Linked DNA regions of Homo sapiens: regions 1 and 2 are each linked to region 3. The links are chromatin contacts, found by Hi-C in ENCODE. All regions are on one chromosome and are shown on one strand. Each heading gives the region's core, a stretch centred on a gene start or an enhancer-like site at or near the end of the contact. The rest is flanking DNA. Distances are from core to core; before and after follow the strand shown.

Region 1 (3,662 bases), core at 381-2,880, 870 kb before region 3:
GCTGTTTATCTCATGGCTGACTGAGTGTTGGAATGAAGCTATGGTATTTTCTTGCAAAGAAGCAGCCCAGCAAGTTGTGGCCTGCCATTCTCTCTAGATGCCCTCACTGTCCCTGCCCTGCCCACGGCTGAGGGGAAGCCTGGGGAAGTAAACCAGGCCTCTAAGCAGGGGCCTCCTCTGCTTCTATATTCCTTTACTCCCAAACCGAGGGGTCTGCAAAGCCCAGCAGACTTCAGCTCTGTGTGGCTATAGGGTAGATGATGTTTATAGGAAGACACTAGGCAAGAAGAACTCAGGCTAAAGAAATGTGACATTGTCTAGCTGAGTCATAGATTTTGAAAGAAGTCTGTCCTTGAGGCATTAATGTGTTGGGTGATCATTAAGAAGTGATTCTGCTGGTCACGGTGGCTCACACCTGTAATCCCAGCACTTTGGGAGGCTGAGGCGGGGGATCACCTGAGGTCAGGAGTTCGAGACCAGCCTGGCCAACATGGTGAAACCCTGTCTCTAATTAAAAAAAAAATACAAAAAATTAGCCTGCGTGGTGGTGCGTGCCTGTAATCCCGGCTACTCAGGAGGCTGAGGCAGGAGAATCACTTGAACCCAGGAGGAGGAGGTTGCAGTGAGCCAAGATCATGCCATTGTACTCCAGCCTGGGCATCAAGAGTGAAACTCTGTCTCAAAAAAAAAAAAAAAAAAAAAAAAAAAAAGAAGAAGTGATTGTTTCATCTATCAGGTGTTACTGCTAAGTGCCTCTGGATCATTTGCTCATTCATTCATTCATTCATTTAACAATATTTATTGAGCACTACCATGCAGCTGTTCTATGCTGGTGACATGTTATCTCTCCTCATGGAGTTAGTCTTCCAGTTTTACCTACTTAGCAAGAAAGGGGCTTTCTCTAGGCCACGCCTTACTTTAGTTTTTAAACATCAGACAAACAGTAACTACAGGGCAATAAGATACTTCAAATCTGACCAGCCAAGTTCCTTTACTCGCCCTTCTTGCTTTACTTAGAGCTCTGTCATTTAGCATCTGAATATTCTCTAGTTTCAGCCCTTTGATTATGAGATTTCTTTGCTTTCTTTTCTCTTATATGTCAGAGCAGATCTGTCTCTCTGTCCTCGCTATCCTTTCTGACAAGAGGACAGAGAAGGTTTTGCACACAAGTGGATGACAGCTTCAGAGAGCAGGAGGTGGGAGGCAGAGGTGAGTGGATCACCTGAGGTCGGTGGTGGGCACCTGTAATCCCAGCTGCCCAGGAGGCTGAGGCAGGAGAATCACTTGAACCCAGGAGACAGAGGTTGTAGTGAGCTGAGGTTGCGCCACTGCACTCTAGGCTGGGCAACAAGAGCGAAACTCCGTCTCAAAAAAAAAAAAAAAAAAAGCAGAAAGTCCTCTTGACACCTTCAGGGAGAAAGGGTTGGCTGCAGTGAGGTCCGGTCTTGACGCCTCTTTGGTGTGGGTACAGCTGTCAAGTCCCTCTGCTTTTGAGGATAATAATATCATTAAGCAGCAAGCTGGCACAATTTTTGAACAGAGATTTCTCACAGGAACTCTGCAAGCATTTCACATTCCATTTGCTTCAGTAATGTGAAACTTATTTTTCTAAAAAAAGGTACAGGCAGATCTTGGCATGACTCACTAGAGAACAATAGTTAAGTCATAATTTATTTTCATCTTTTTCCCCAGGAAAGGGAAAAATTGATTAAAAGTATGGGGAATGTAACCAGGCGTGAATCTGTAAAGGGGAAATGGATCAAAGAATCACACAAACATGTATACATGTAAAATGGGTAAGTTTTGTGAACAAAAGGCACAGGGTCTCCCATAGTATGTCGCGGGAGGTCTTGACACATCCTGAAGGGACAGATTGGTCTTCCTGCGGAAGTGGAATGAAAGCTGAAATCTGAAGGATGAGTAGGAGTAAGACCAAAGTGGAATGTGCAGGGAACATCAAGTTCAAGCAGAAGGAACAACATCTGCAAAGGCTCCAAGCTGGAAGGAAACGGAGTGCTATTGGTGGAGGGAGAGCAGGGCTGAGGCACGCATTCTGCTGGTGTGCACAGGGCTTGGGTTGGAGTCCAGCCCACCACCTCCTCTTGTTGACGTTTGTGTCTGTCCACGTTTGTGTTTTCCCCTATTCCTGCCTGCACCTCCAGTCTTCTCCATGAGATTGCATCCCTCTTCCTGTAACAGTTGTTTCAGTGTGAGTTTGCTGGAAACAAATTGTATCAACTTTTCTTTTCTGAAAATGTCTTTATTTCATCCTTTTTCCGCAGCTTTGATGACATATTAGTTACATATCATAAAGTTCACCTGTTTAAAATGTATAATCAGGCCAGGCGCAGTGGTTCATGCCTGTAATCCCAGCACTTTGGGAGGCCAAGGCCTGTGGATCACCTGAGGTCAGGAGTTCAAAACCAGCTTGGCCAGCATGGTGAAACCCCGTCTCTACTAAAAATGCAAAAATTAGCCAGGCATGGTGGTGGCTGCCTGTAGTCCCAGCTACTCCAGAGGCTAGGGCAGGAGAATTGCTTGAACCTAGGAGGCGGAGGTTGCAGTGAGCCGAGATCGTGCCGCTGCACTCAAACCTGGGTGATGGAACGAGACTCCGTCTCAAAAAAAAAAAAAAAAGGGTACAATCAATGGGTTTTTGTTAAAGAGTTGTGCACCAAGGAACACAATCTAATTTTAGAACATTTCCATTTCCCCAGAAAGAAACCTTGTGCCCATTAGCAGTCACTCCCATTCTACCTGTGTTTCCCCAGCATCCCTCTCCCCACCTCTTTGCAACCACTAATCTACTCTGTGTCTCTGTGGATTTGCCTAGTCTGGACATTTCGTGTAAGTGGAATCATGCAGTATGTGGCCTTTTGTAGCTGCCTTCTTTCACTTAGGTTAATGTGTTCAAGATTCATCCAGATTGTAGCATATATCATTACTTTATTCCTTTTTCTTGATGGATAATATTTCATTACATATATGTAACATGTTTTTTATTCTATCTATCCAGAGATGGATATTTGGGTTATTTCTACTTTTTGATTATTATATAAATAATGCTGCTATGAACATTGGTGTACAGGTTTTTTTGTGCACGTTTTAGTTGTGGTAAAATGCACATAACATAAAACTTACCATCTTAATCATTTTAAGTGGTATTAAGTGCGTTCAGATTGTTGTGCAGTCATCATCACTGTCCACCCCCAGAACTCTTTTTGGGGTCTTGCAAAATGGAAACACTACGCATTAAAAAGTAACTTCCTAATCCCTTCTCCCTCAGCCCCTGGCAGTCACCATTTTACTTTCTGATGCTACGATTTTGACTACTCTGAGTACCTCATATAGGTGGAATCTAGTTTTGAGACTAATAATTCCAGGTGCTTCTTGACTTACGATGGGGTTATGTCCTGATATACCCATCATAAATTGAAAATGTCATTAAGTTGAAAATGCACAGCTGACTGGAGACTTGGTGCCACTGCCCAGCATTGCAAGAGACGGATGGTTTCTATTGACTGGGTATTACTTTTGCACCATTGTAAAGTCAAAAATCATAAATTGAACCATCATAAGTTGGTTTTAAAAGCCTGTACCTCTTTTTTTAAAAAAGTGCTAGTCTCTTAAATCACGTAAAATACAAAACAATGGAGTTACAA
Region 2 (3,702 bases), core at 510-3,009, 740 kb before region 3:
ATGGTGGAAGGCAAGGAGGAGCAAGTCACTTCTTACATGGATGGTGGCAGGCAAAGAGAGTTTGTGCAGCAAAACTCCCTTTTTTAAAACCATCAGATTTCGTGAGACTTATTCACTATCACGAGAACAGCATGGGAAAGACCCTCCCCCATGATTCAATTACCTCCCACCAGGTTCCTCCCACCACACAGGAATTGTGGGATTTACAATTCAAGATGATATTTGGGTGGGGACACAGCCAAACCGGAAGTAGAGAGAAAACACACTCAAAGTAGAGGGAAGAGCTGTCATTGGATATCATGGCTGTGATCCCCCAAGTTGTGTCCACAGTGCTGGGCAGTGGACAGATCTTTTGGTATGGTTCCCCTAAACTAGTAAGAGACTATGGGAGCAGGGATGTTACGTGTCTCTTCCTGAAGTTTTAAATTAGCCGTCATGGAGAAACCTCAACATGGGAAGGCTGATAACTCCATGCATGTTCTAGCTGATTATTAATTATTCTTATCTTGAGATAAAAATAATGGAATTTATCGGAGGTGGGGAGGGGACCCTGTTCTGATTGATGCCTCTTAAGAGTTTTCGATTATTGAAATTACTGTTTTCTGAAAAGAATCTACTTATTACTTTGGGAGTTTGGCAGGAACAAGGCTGCCTCCTTGATCTTTGGCCCCTCAATTCCCTTACAGGTTACTCGGTAGGATTGCTGTAAGGATTATTGCGGCAATAAAGTTAACACATCCCTTGTTTTTGAACCATTACCAGCTGTGTGACCTTGGGCAAGCCCTTTCACCTCTCAGCTAGTTTCCTCTTATGAAAAATGGGGAATAAATTTAAAACATGAGATATGCAATAAACGATCTAACACCCATGCCTGCTATACGGTTGCCTGCTATACAGTTAAGTATTCAAAAGAGGACGTACCCAGGGGTAGTTACTGTTAGCACAAGTCCTATGGATACTATGAAAAACAGGGACAGACCACCCAGGCTTTCTACAAACGAGTCAGTTTTTTGCCTTTGAAGTTAACCTCTAACCTTGTGAAACGGCGACAGATAAGGACATGGGGTTCAAGAAAACGGGGCATAGTGGAAAATCAGGGGCATTAGCACCCAACGATGTGCGTTGAAACCCTAGTTGTTTTTCTCCTTCCCAGTTGCTGAAATCAGCCCTTCTGGCCGATTCGCGGGGTTCTCACCGGGAAGTTGGGGCTGTCGCGACCGTCCGCGGGGCCTCGGGAGCTCCTGTGGGGCTGGGCCCGGGACCTGTCCCCGGGGAGGCCGCCCAGTTTGGGCGGCCCGGAGCGGGGCGCGCCGCTGGGAAGGGGCCGGGTCGAGGCAGGCAGGCGCCTGGGAGCTGGGGCAGCCCCGGGTGGTCGGGTCGCGCGCCGAGGCGCAGGCCGAGGGCTCGCCCGGGCCTTTGTTGGCCGCCGGAGCGGTCCCTGCACGCGCCGGGAGGATCTCAGCCAGATGTGGCAGCGGGGCGGCGGGGAGCAGGCCGGCGCCCAGAGCTGGGACCCGAGACCGCGGCTCCGCTCCGGACCTCGCCGTGACACCGATGAGCCGGGCCAGCCTCCCGAACGCTCCGCAGGCTGCGTGGCGGCGCCCCTAAGTGACAGTCGCGCGGGCCACTGGTGGGGCGCGGGGCGCGGGGCGCGGGGCCCGCGGGGCCGGCCAATGGCTGGCGGGGTCGGGGCGGCCCGGCGGGGCGGGGCGGGGCGGGCGCTCCAGCGGCGGGGGCGGAGCCGGCGGGGCGGGCGGGGCGGCCCGCAGCGGCGGCGGCAGCGGCGGCGGCGGCTACAGCAGCTCCGCCGGCAGCCGCGGGAGCACGGCGACGCCAGCGGCGGGTGAGGGGCTCGCGGCGGCAGCGGCGGCGCGCGGGGGCGGGAGGGGGCGCGGGGCGGCTGCGCGGAGGGCGCGGGAGTTGGGGGCGGCGCCGGCGGCCGGGCTGGCGGCCCCGGGCTGCGGGAGATCCACCTGCTGGTAAAGGAGCCTACTGCGCCGCGGCCCGGCCGGAGCTCTGTGCGGGGGAGCTGTTGGCGCCTCTGGGCGCGGGGCCGGCTCCGGGAGCGGCTGGGCCTCGGGGGCGGGCGGCGGGGCGCGGGCCGGGCCGTCCTCCCAGCGTCCCTGCCCCGCACCGCGCACCCCTCGGGGTCGCGCGCCCTCTCTGCGGCCGGCTCGGCGCCTGGTGCGTTCCTGGCGCTCCCCGGCGTGGCGGGGCTCGGCGACTTTGGGGGAAAGTGGAGCAAAGTGCTGATCCGGGGGGTGCGGAGGGGGAGGGACAGCTGCCTGTGGGACCCGGGGGCTGCGCGGGAGTCGGCGCTTTCGCGGGGGCCGCGGGGCAGGTGGGCGGGGCCGGACGGTCCGAGGCGCAGGGGCAGGGGCTGCTCCCGAGGGGACCGGCCGTGCAGCCTTCGCAGGGAATTTTCACACAAAGTGAAGGGCTGCGGGGCCCGCGTGAAAGAGCAGCCCCCGTTTCCCCAGGCCTCAGCTCTCTCCGTAATGAGGAAGCTGCAGTAGGACCCTGAGGCTGGGTCTCGGTGACTCCACCAAGTGTGCCAGGTGACATCTCGGAGGCGAGCTTTTCTGAGCTGGCAGTCGAGCCACTTGCACACCCGCCTTTATTCCTCGCAACAGTGTGTTTCTCTGGAGCGGTTTCATTGCCTACATTCCGCATTGGAAAATAGAAGCAGGCACAATGTATGCTTTGAATGCTTTCCACGTATTTTGCTGTTGTGCTTTTGCTGTTGGACAGATTATTTGATAAAAGATAATGACAGTCGTTCGTTGGAACGTAGACTGTAAATTTAGAATAAAAATATGCGTTTTGTGGTTTATGTTTCTTTTTCTGAATGTTTAAAAAACAGTTTGATGAACAGGTTATCTTGACATAGATTTCTTTAACCCACACGTGTAAACCCGAAAACGCACTGGGCGATGACATTACGTAAGCTGTATTAAAGAAAACTACTGACCCGTTTATAAATGGCAAATAAATGAATTTTGCCACAATTGTGGTGTGTAAAGTTATATAGGCTTACGTCATGGATTTTATTGATTCCAGATATCAGGGATTATTGTGCCTTTCATTCTTAAGTCACCTCTACCCTGTCTGTGGGATGCTGATTAAGGAAGATGCCAAACGTTCGGCAAAGTGTTCTCAGCCGTGGACTATATTGAGTATTTCAGAGAACACTTTAAAATAAGTAAAGGTTTTGTATCCAATAATAAAATGAAGACTGAAGCCCTTAAAGGATTGCTAACAAAACAGTCTGATGTCTAGAGTTGAAAGTTCCATTCACCTTTGGGAGGGTGGAGAAATGACTAGCAATTTTAGCCACTACCTTTTTTTGTTGTTGTTAAAGATTCAAACGTGTTAGATTATAGTCTCCGAGAATATTAAGGGGCTAGATTAAAATTTTTGCAAATGTGGACACTAATAAAAATGTGGGTCACCTGTGTCTTACAAGCCAGCCTGTGAATTATGTCTCATAATTGAAGAGTGAGTAGATCCTTGGTTTTACTCTTGTCCGAAGAGTTTCTTCACTTGTGCCGTGCAGTTAAACTTATTAGCTGGGAAACCCTAATTAAAAATGTATGACTACATTCTTACTGAGTAAAACACGCATATTTTTCTTGCAAAATTTCAGGGCTTATTTGCTAGTAGAATTTATTGTAAGTATCTTCAGAGTTTCATAACTTACTG
Region 3 (3,335 bases), core at 689-3,188:
CTAAGCAAAAGCGCTCAGTTACATATCCTTGGGTTTGATCTCTTCCGTGAGTCAAAAGCCTTCCAGAAATCTCTTGCCTCAGACATTTTAAACGCCAACTTAAGAGATAATTATTCCTATTTCATTACATCAAAATAAAATTTGACTACTCAATTTTAAGGCTAATATTCAAAAAAGTAAAATTGCTTATGATTAATTTTTTGAGACGGAGTTTTGCTCTTGTCGAGGGTATAGTGCAGTGGCGCTATCTTGGCTCACTGCAACCTCCACCTGCCGGGTTCAAGCGTTTTTCCTGCCTCCGGAGTAGCTGGGATTACAGGCATGCACTACCACGCCCGGCTAATTTTTATATTTTTTAGTAGAGACGGGTTTTCACCATGTTGGCCAGGCTGGTCTCGAACTCCTGACCTCAGGTGATCCGCCCACCTTGGCCTACCAAAGTGCTGGGATTACAGGCGTGAGCCACTGCGCCCTGCCCTAAAATTGCTTTTTAAAATCATTAGGCTAAGGTCATATTTAAATATATATTAATTTATGAATAAATTTAAGTGCTTGCTTGACACAGGGGACTACTTCATAGAGTAGATTCTGGAGTTCCTTTTGTCTTTCTGAAACCTTATTTTCCTATCTAGCTTGTTCTGAGACGTACTGTGGGCAGACTTGGCCTTACACATATATCGACTCACTCAACAAATACAGCTAAGGAAAGTAAAATGTCTCTGGGCTACAAGCTGGGAGGAAGTTACTAAGATGAGTAAAGAAGGACCCCCTCCAAGAGCTTAAATTAAGTCTTGGAGACAACAGCCATGCGCACCAAGAAGCTCAACCTAAGATGAAAAGGGCATCTAAGAGGCGCGAGATGGCTCGTGAAGGTAACAGACGTCTTAAGAATTTTTCCGGGCCCAGCACAGTGGCTCACGCCTGTGATCCCAGCACTCTGGAAGGCCGAGGAAGGCGGACTGCTTGAGCCCAGGAGTTCGAGACCTGCTCGGCCAACATAGTGAGACAGCGTTTCTTAAAAGAAAAAGAAAAATTGGCGTGGCGTGGTGGCGGGTGCCTGTAGTCCCAGACCGCACCACTGCACTCCAGCCTGGGCGGCAGAACCAGACCCTGTCTCAAAAATAAATAAATAATTAAAAAATAAAGAAAAGAAAAAAAAGAATTCTTCCTCGAGAGAGGAAGCCGGCTACTGGATATTCTAAAGAGCAGTCTGTTTGCCCCTGCCTTCTCCATCCAGAGTCACCGACGCTTTCTGCACACGAGGTGTTCCGCGCCAATGTGGGCACAAGCCAAGGCAAGAGGACTCCATCAAGCTCCTCCTGGGTACCATGATTTGGAAGACCCAAGGATGAGTTCAGCGGGCCACCATCCTCAAGGAAGCACCATCAAGAACTGAGTCAGGCCCGGGGTATTCTCGACGTCAAAGCGGTCGAGAGGTGGGGGTGCCACCAGGAAGAGTCACTGGAACGGACCTTCCGCGCTCGTCTCGCGGTCTGTATGCGCACTCACACCCCTGGAAGGCTCTACCACTGTAGGACAGAGCACGGAGGATTGCCCAGGCGCCGGAGAAGAGGTTAGCGCCCCGCAACTCCGCCCCTGCCCCGCCCACGCAACGCGGCGGCTGCGCGGCGAGGCCGCCCCGTCTCCACGTGATTGCCGACACCGCCTCCGCGAAGCAGAAGCCGCCATCATAAGTCCTGGCAGCTGGACCTGGGCCTGCCTCCCTCCTTCTCCTGCGCCAGGTAGCGGTAACGGGCTGGGGTTGTTCTGTCCTGGTTCTGTCTGGCCGTGAAGCCGCAGGCCTCCGAGAGCGGGACGAGGAGGTGGGGCCCAGGGGGCTCCGGGGCGGACAGACTGACCGCCGGACAGCCCAGGTGTCGGCACAGCGTGGGCGGTGCCCAGAGCCGCGCCCCGCCCCTCGCAGGCCAGCGCTCAGGGCTCGCGGGCCGTGCCCGTTTCCAGTATGGCCGCCCGCCGCGCCTGACCCGCGGCCTCTCCGCTCCGACTGCTTGTAGGCGATGCCCAGGCAAAGACCGTGACTGACACTCTCGCTCACACGCACGCACGGACCCAGGCCCACGCTCGGAGATCGAGCCCCGGGCTCGCAACCGTTGTCGCTCCCGGCGCCGCGGCCAGAGCCCGGACCACGGCTTCCGCGCCGCCGCCGCCTCGCCGAGAAGGGCCGCGCCGGACCTCGAGCGCGGCGGCCCCCGGCCGGCAGGGATGGGGAAGCGGGCGGGAGGAGGAGCAACCGGAGCCACCACCGCCGCCGTCTCCACGTCCGCCGGGGCCGGGCTGGAACCTGCGGCCGCCCGTAGCGGGGGCCCGCGGAGCGCGGCCGCCGGCCTCCTAGGCGCGCTGCACCTGGTGATGACCCTCGTAGTGGCTGCGGCGCGGGCCGAGAAGGAAGGTGGGTGTCCCCCGGCGGCGTCCCTGCGGCGGGGCTGTCACCCCGCTCTCGCGGAGGCCGGGAGGGCTGGGCCGGGAGGAAGGGCCGCGGCCGGGGCTCCGGCGCAAAGTTGGGCGGTCGGGTACCGTCCCGAGCCGGGACCTCGCGGCGCCCGCCGCACGGAGTGGCCTTCGCTCTCCGTGATTCCTTCCCGTGCCTTCCCCCGTCTCCTGTCACTGCCATTTCAAAACTTCCTGACTTCTCGTACGTTCTTGCCACTTGGCCCGCTAGGTAGGAGGGGCATATTTTTTGGCTTTATTGCGGCGAATAGGTACATTTTAGGACACTTCTGTTTTCTTGGTTGCGGTTGGTTGCATGCAGACAGAGCTTACTTTAAAATGTGGTAAAAATAGCGAGACACAGCTTAAAAAATTTCACTTTGAATTTGTTCAGACATTTCTTCGAGGGGAAATCTTGGTCCTGTAGCTTCCTCCTTTAGTGTCTCTGCGTTATTGATAACTTTATTATTAGACCTAAATACAATTCCATTTAACTCTTTAGTAAGCTGTTGAAAGCCTGTTTACATTTCTTATTTTAAAATACGTGATTCGGTGCCTTTATCTTTGATGTGAAAGCCTTTAAAAATAAACGTGAAGTTGCCAGCTTGCAAGCATTTATCTATAATTTACAGTTAAGGGCTGGCCCCTATTTTAAAAATCTCATTAGTATTGTACTGCTGCAAAACGGGTACTTGGACAGGGTCAAAAATTATTTTGTAATCTTGAAGACCAAATCAGTGTAATTTCATCTACACTACCTCTTTTTGAGCCAAGGGACATGTGAATGGTCACAGAGCCTTCATGAAGAATTGACTAAGTGAATAGTTTAAAAAAAAAACAAACCACGCAAAACTTGTTAGTTTAGCATTGCACATGAAACTGCCTGT

What was found. A loop is a pair of places that touch in the nucleus more often than their neighbours do. Pooled maps may share reads with other maps.
Region 1: a loop to region 3 is called in a map of chondrocyte, with 5 times the contacts of the local background. The contact joins the enhancer-like site here to the promoter of TMEM131 in region 3. A Hi-C loop is called at or near these places in 1 of 168 maps with a recorded cell type or tissue (chondrocyte).
Region 2: a map of CD8-positive, alpha-beta T cell shows a loop between it and region 3 (4-fold over the local background). The contact joins the promoter of MGAT4A here to the promoter of TMEM131 in region 3. A Hi-C loop is called at or near these places in 2 of 168 maps with a recorded cell type or tissue (CD8-positive, alpha-beta T cell and naive thymus-derived CD4-positive, alpha-beta T cell) and 7 of 50 pooled maps.

What each region holds. Positions count from the first base shown.
Region 1 is chr2:98,863,524-98,867,185 of GRCh38, reverse strand. The region is part of intron 1 of CRACDL (CRACD like); the gene reads left to right. Among named protein-coding and RNA genes, the nearest start is that of CRACDL, 71 kb to the left of the region's middle. Within about 2 kb of position 1,630, at least 3 of the 41 ENCODE cell types and tissues checked have a DNase peak (open chromatin) inside an H3K27ac peak, as active enhancers do.
Region 2 is chr2:98,729,189-98,732,890 of GRCh38, reverse strand. It overlaps MGAT4A (alpha-1,3-mannosyl-glycoprotein 4-beta-N-acetylglucosaminyltransferase A), which reads left to right and starts at 1,759. Exons shown (of 16, transcript NM_012214.3): 1 at 1,759-1,843. It overlaps LOC107985922 (a long non-coding RNA gene), which reads right to left and starts at 1,610. Exons shown (of 2, transcript XR_007087150.1): 1 at 1,196-1,610. RefSeq lists silencers at 811-1,105, 1,212-1,401, 1,422-1,751.
Region 3 is chr2:97,994,551-97,997,885 of GRCh38, reverse strand. TMEM131 (transmembrane protein 131) reads left to right here and starts at 1,938. Exons shown (of 41, transcript NM_015348.2): 1 at 1,938-2,410. The coding sequence starts at 2,224. It overlaps LOC124905591 (a long non-coding RNA gene), which reads right to left and starts at 243. Exons shown (of 2, transcript XR_007087148.1): 1 at 1-243. RefSeq lists enhancers at 1,229-1,508, 1,679-2,192 and silencers at 1,729-1,978, 2,089-2,648.